Linked DNA regions of Homo sapiens: region 1 is linked to region 2. The links are chromatin loops, found by intact Hi-C in ENCODE. Cell type or tissue: endothelial cell of umbilical vein. All regions are shown on one strand. Links, peaks and the distances in the headings refer to the core of each region. The heading gives the core; the rest is flanking DNA.

Region 1 (2,915 bases), core at 209-2,708, 1.0 Mb before region 2:
ACAGACTGCAGTCTATTACTCTGTTTTGCACAATGCTTAAAATCCTTAACTGCCTTCTCACTGCTACAGGGCCAAGTCTGAACTCCTTAGGATGTCACAGAAGTTGTCTACTGACCTGCCTTCCTAACCACCCCCACCACCTCCCTTTCTGAATTCTTTTTGAACTTGCTTCTAGCTAACTGGCTTTCTAGGGTCTGAGTTACAGAGATAACTTTTGAGAGTTAAAGAAAGCTACCCACAATACTAGATCATATTATATTTGGCAGTGATTTCTTCTCAGTGACAAACAAAGCTCTTGACCCAGAACAGTGATAAGCAAGGCATTTCATTAAATACCAGTATTAACCCCAGGAGATCACATGACCTTTTGAGCTTCCCAGCTTTGGCAAGAACACAGCCCCTGCCTGCTAGCTGGGCTAATCTGAGACTGAAAGTTGCCACTAAATCCTGATTAAGCATGACTTATGCCCCCAGCTGTTAACACTGATACACTCGCAGTGCCAAGACCAGGCGCCATTCCCCGGGCACTTATACACCCCTGTCTGCTAATGCCCGCTGCTGTTGCTGCCTGCTGGAACGGGAAGGAGAGGATCAAGGTCACTCTTGAGTCAGTGAGGAGCCAGGGAACTTTTGTTAACGCGTGCTTGATGGTGGTATGCTGGGTTTTGTTTATTCTCTGCATCAGGCCAGATAACATCAAGCAGAATCTAAAGTCTCTTCATTGGCGTTATGTGACCTGAAAGCATTTACTGCACGTTTCTAGTCTTAATCATAGGAAGAGAAAGGAGGGGGAGAGATGGAGAAAAAAAAAAAGGATAGGAATGATAAGAGAAATAGAGGGAGAGAAAGACTATCAACAGAACTTGTTATTTTTGAAAAATAACTTCTGGTGAAAATGGAGCTCCTCTCTGGAAAACACAGGCCAGTTTTGCTTTCAGAGTAGGGAGCTCGCCTTTTGATCTTTTGCTAGGAACCCAACACCGTCAGGGCAGCCACCCCCACGGACAGCTGAAGGCGGCCTCCCAGCCCCTCGGGTGGCCAGGGATGTTTTTGCTTTGGTGTCAGCAGGACCTGACGGCAGTATTTTGGAACCAAGGCTGGCTTCCTCCTCTCTCCGGCCCCATCCCCTTGCTCGGGTTTCAAGCGTGTCCCTTCCCGCACTGCCCTCTTGCATTCGCTTTCTTCTCGAGCTCGTGAATGTTACCCTAGAGGGGGCTGCAGCACCGCAGGCTTCCTCCTCGCCGCCACCATTTGCTGTTGTTGGCTGCGGCTCCGGGTGCCCGGCGCCAACTCCTCCGCAGCTAGTGAGGACCCTGCACTCAGCTTACCCAAACAGACGAGCCGGCGCAGAGTCTGCACACGCCGGGCAGCCCCTCTCGCTCACCCTCACAATTCTGAAAATGGAGAGGCTCATTGCACCACGTGCATTTCCCCAAGTGTGCACGGTCCACTACACCCAGGCACATGCAGCCTCGATTCACACCGGCTTAGCTCCAGTCCCGAGCCTTTGTCCCCCACCCGCATTTATGCACACTCCCCTGCTGCCAGTGATGGGTTGTTGACAGGTTTTTTTTTTTTTCTTTTTTCCTTTCCTTTTATTTTCAAAGTATCCATATTGGTTTCCTGCAAAATTCCTTTGGAGGCTTCCTGGACGTTGCATTCCGAAAGCATCTTACGGAACATGGTGTCGTCTTCACTACGTCATGACCGCCCTGCCAGGGACTTGTGTGTCCTGCATTGGCAAATTCCAAGTCCCTCATCATGGTCTAGAAACAAATCACCCCCGGTTCCTATGTCTTCATTTTCCTTTCATGTGTTCCAGTAAGGCATTAAAGAACAGATAACACTGTAACACTGAATTTGCTCATTGTTATTCCTTACTGAGGACACCCAGTTTGGGGGAATATATGGAAGATATCAGTAAATGACAAACATCTTTATAATAGCTTTGTTTTGTTTTGGACGGAGTCTGGCTCTGCCGCCCAGGCTGGAATGCAGTGGCGCAATCTTATCTCACTGCAATCTCTACCTCCCTGGTTCAAGCAATTCTCCTGCCTCAGCCTCCCGAGTAGCTGGGATTACAGGTGCGCGCCACCACACCCAGCTAATTTTTGTATTTTTAGTAGAGACGGGATTTCACCATGTTCGCCAGGATGGTCTCGATCTCCTGACCTCGTGATCTGCCTGCCTCGGTCTCCCAAAGTGCTGGGATTACAGGCATGAGCCACTGCTCCTGGCTTATAATAACTTTTTTAAAAAATGAAGACTTAAAATTGTATTTTGTTCACTGCTGTATTCTCAGACTCTAATGTAGTGCCTGGCTCTTGAATGCTTTATCAGTACTTATTGGAGGAATGTCAGGCAAGTTTCTAGGCACTTTATATTATTATCCCATTTCATCTTCATACAGCCGTTTGATAGATGACAAAAGGATAATTTGTGTGTCCAAGGTCATATAATCAGAAAGTGGTTGACTCCTGATTCCTCGTGTGGTCTGAGCCTAAGTTTTTAATCTATAGTACACTACTTCACACCATCCAGTAACTTACTATGTGTATTCAATTTTAAATTTGTACTCAATTTTAAATCTTCCTCAAACACCCTGAGATATGCTCACTGTGGTGCTAGCTAGCTAACCACTGCAGACCCTGCTTAAAATTCTCTTAAAATGTATTTATTATGTTTTTGGTAATATTCTCAGGTAGACTTCCTTGCATTATTCTTCTTGATTATGCTTTTACACATACAGGAGTTCTGCTATGGTACAATATGCATTTCTGGAAAACACCTTGCATCCTGGGAAACACACACTAGAACCAGACTCATGAGAAAATTAGATCGAGGTAGACCCCTCAGTACCCATGCAACTTTGTGAACAGAACACCCACAAAAACAATAACAAATCTGTAAAATCA
Region 2 (2,915 bases), core at 136-2,635:
CTTTGGATAAGGGACATTCAATCAGTATATAATTTTCTGGGGGTTCAGACATCTCTAGTAGCCCATCCAGGTAAACAGCCTCTGCCCAACAGGAGACTAAGCAAGCACTCAAATCCTTTTGGTGCTGAAATTGGTTACTCAGTCTTCGGGACTGAACTTTTTTGAGGCTGTGGTCAGGGACAGTGGCTGAGGAAGTTGAGAGCTCTGCTTTTGGGGCACTGGCACGGGTGTGTGTGCCTCTCTCCCCGACAGTCTGGATTATTTGTTTCTCCTCTTGGGTGACCTCTTTTTCTGAGTCTGGCTGGGAGTTGATGCAGCCACACCTGCTCCCTTTTCCAGATTGCCCTTTGAAGACCAGAGCTCAGGGGCTAGCCTCTCCCACTCTTTTCTTTAAAGGACTTTTCATTAAAAGACATTACATTGAAAGACTGTGTTAAAGAACTATACTACAAAGGGCTGGAGTGGGCAGACCCAGGGTTCTGGCAAGTGACATCTTAGGGCTCCTCAACAAACTGGGAACTTAGATTTTTTCCTTGCAGCCTCTTTCCTGGTTTACAGTTTCACAGTTCTTAAGATGGTGTTTGGGTTTGTCATACCGTTCTGTCTACTTTTGTATAGTTGGATTTTTTCATAATAAGAACTTAAAAGATACGGTATTTGAGATTTTGTTCTCCACTGTCTCCAGAGCCGGTTCTCAGCCTCCTTTCCGGCCCCGTTTTAAGAGGGCTGGCAGCCCCTCTCTCCCAGAACTTATCTTGTCTCAAGTGGCACTTCTGTCTCTAACTGTCTCCAGCCTGGCGACACCTAGTTTACCTGGGAAGTCTTCTCTTTGGGTGTTAACTCACAAAAAGGAAGAGATCACCCTCACCTGGGTTTTTATTTATTTTATGCTTCTCATTAAAACAAAACATTTGATTCAGCTGCTTTGGCAATTGAGAGCAGAGACCAAAGTGCTATTTTTAAGATGTAACAAATAACAGTAGTTTATTTTTATATTCGGGCTAGTGATAGGAAACTGGCTGAAGGTAAGGCCAGGAGCATGAAGTAATGGAAAACATACAGTGGCGCTGATGATATTTGGGAGAGAGGGTTTCCTGTGAACAAAGAAAGCCATTAGCTACTGGGTGGGAGGGACGGAGACGCTCCTGGAGTAATACTGCCATCTTGTGGGTTTTTGAGGCATTGCTATGTGGCGCAAGCGAAGCCCTTCCCAGTTCCTAATCATCCCAGAGATCACCAATTGTCTCAAAACGCCAAGTTATGTAATCTCTTTCTGGGCCCAGGTATGTTTCCCTGCATTTTTCCAAGCATCTCTCTCCCTTCCTTTTCCTCTCCTCTCTTCCCTTAGAAATTCAGTTTTCACCCCCCACCCCGGGTGTTTTAGAGGTTGCCCAATGTGAAAGCAAATACTGTTGTTGGCTCTCGGTATTCGTGGTTCCAGGACCCCCCAACCCCCATACCAAAATCCCAGAGGCTCCAGTCTCATACATAAAATAGCATTGTATTTACATATTACCTATGCACGTCTTGTGTGCTTTAAATCATCTCTGGATTACTTATAATACCTAATACAATGTATATGCTGTGTAAACAGTTGTTAAACTGCGTTGCTTTTTATTTGTATTATTATTTATTGTTGTGTTATGATTTTTTACTGTTTCTTTTTCCCTGAATATTTTCGATCCATGTTGAATAGGTGGATGTGGAACCTGAGGTTACAAAGGGGCTGTATTTAAAACCAATTTAAGGTAGATGTGATTTAAAGGAAGTTTTGTGTTTTTGTTTGTTTATTAGATATGGGGTCTTGCTGTGTTGCCCAGGCTGGAAGGTAGGGGCTATTTACAGGCTCCATAATGGCACACTACAGCATTGACCTCCTGGCCTCAAGCGATCCTCCTGCCTCAGCCTCCTTAGTAGCTGGGCCAAAAGGCACTAGCCACCGACCAGTCTGGAGGAAGTTTTTAATCCACTGGAGTGAAATTTAACTTTTGGGATTAATAGCTCAATTTACACAAGTCAAATGTCATTATAACTCAGATCTTTTTAAAGATGAATCTAATTTAAATCAACACTCAGCAAGTGTCTGTGTGGTATTACCTATTATGCTGCCTGCAGAGGGTTATGGGGACGGATGGAGCAGCTCAGATCTGGGGAGGGGAGAAGGCCACTGACTCTGCCAAATCCCCGTAGTGGAGAGGAATCAACAGTGCTAGGGAGGCAGGAAGGAGAGAGTGGTGAGTTTTCACCAGGGAGGAGCGAGAATTCTAAGCTTTAACTGATAAACCATGAGCCACATATAATACGGAATTTCAGTCCAGTGAAATAATTGGTCGACTCCCTAGGAATATTATTGGTAGACTCCCTAGGAATTTTCTTACAAGCAAACCTTATTTGACAGCCCATCACATAAGTTATCTTTCACATAAATGGTCTCATTTACTCCTCTCAGCTATTTTGCGAGGCTGGCATTACCATTATTCCTGTTTTGGGTACGACTGGAAATGTATTTTGACCACTGCTATTGCAAGGATGTGAACCCAGGACTTTTGACTCTTAGGTTTAATTCTCTTTCCACAGAGGATTTATGGCAAATGAGTTAAAGGTTTTCATATAGGTGGGCACCAAATTGGAATTGTCAGTTTCAAAACTGTCCTATTAGTACAAATAATTGGGTAAAATACAGTTGGCCTTTCATATGCATGGGTTGTGTATCTGTGAATTCAACCAGCCTTAGATTAAAAATACTTAAAAAATTCAGTGTTGAATATGTAGAAAGTATTTTTTTTACAGCTTTTAATTGTACCTTTATTCAACTTAGTTCATTAAAAATGTACTTGTTTTAAAGATCCTGCAAATAAAGTGACCACTCACTAATGTGGGCTATAGGTCACCCCTCAGCATGTTATTTATTTTTT

Evidence for each region. Peaks named below come from ENCODE experiments on the same cell type or tissue, not always from the same donor. Only the 100,000 strongest peaks of a DNase experiment are listed, where the experiment ranks them.
Region 1: a loop joins it to region 2, with 9 times the contacts of the local background. A loop is called at or near these places in 4 of 110 quality-filtered maps.

What each region holds. Positions count from the first base shown.
Region 1 is chr9:18,437,426-18,440,340 of GRCh38, forward strand. It overlaps LOC105369293 (a long non-coding RNA gene), which reads right to left and starts at 79. Exons shown (of 5, transcript XR_001746429.3): 1 at 1-79. It also overlaps a transcript of ADAMTSL1 not described here. RefSeq lists an enhancer at 1,226-1,781. In endothelial cell of umbilical vein, for the core only: a CTCF peak has its summit at 1,192; DNase peaks (open chromatin) are centred at 556 and 1,216; H3K4me3 peaks cover 1,006 bases; H3K27ac peaks cover 1,773 bases.
Region 2 is chr9:19,456,446-19,459,360 of GRCh38, forward strand. No RefSeq gene overlaps it. Among named protein-coding and RNA genes, the nearest start is that of MAP1LC3BP1, 5.5 kb to the right of the region's middle. RefSeq lists enhancers at 796-1,391, 986-1,280, 1,295-1,434. In endothelial cell of umbilical vein, for the core only: a CTCF peak has its summit at 1,174 (motif pointing left); a DNase peak (open chromatin) is centred at 1,086.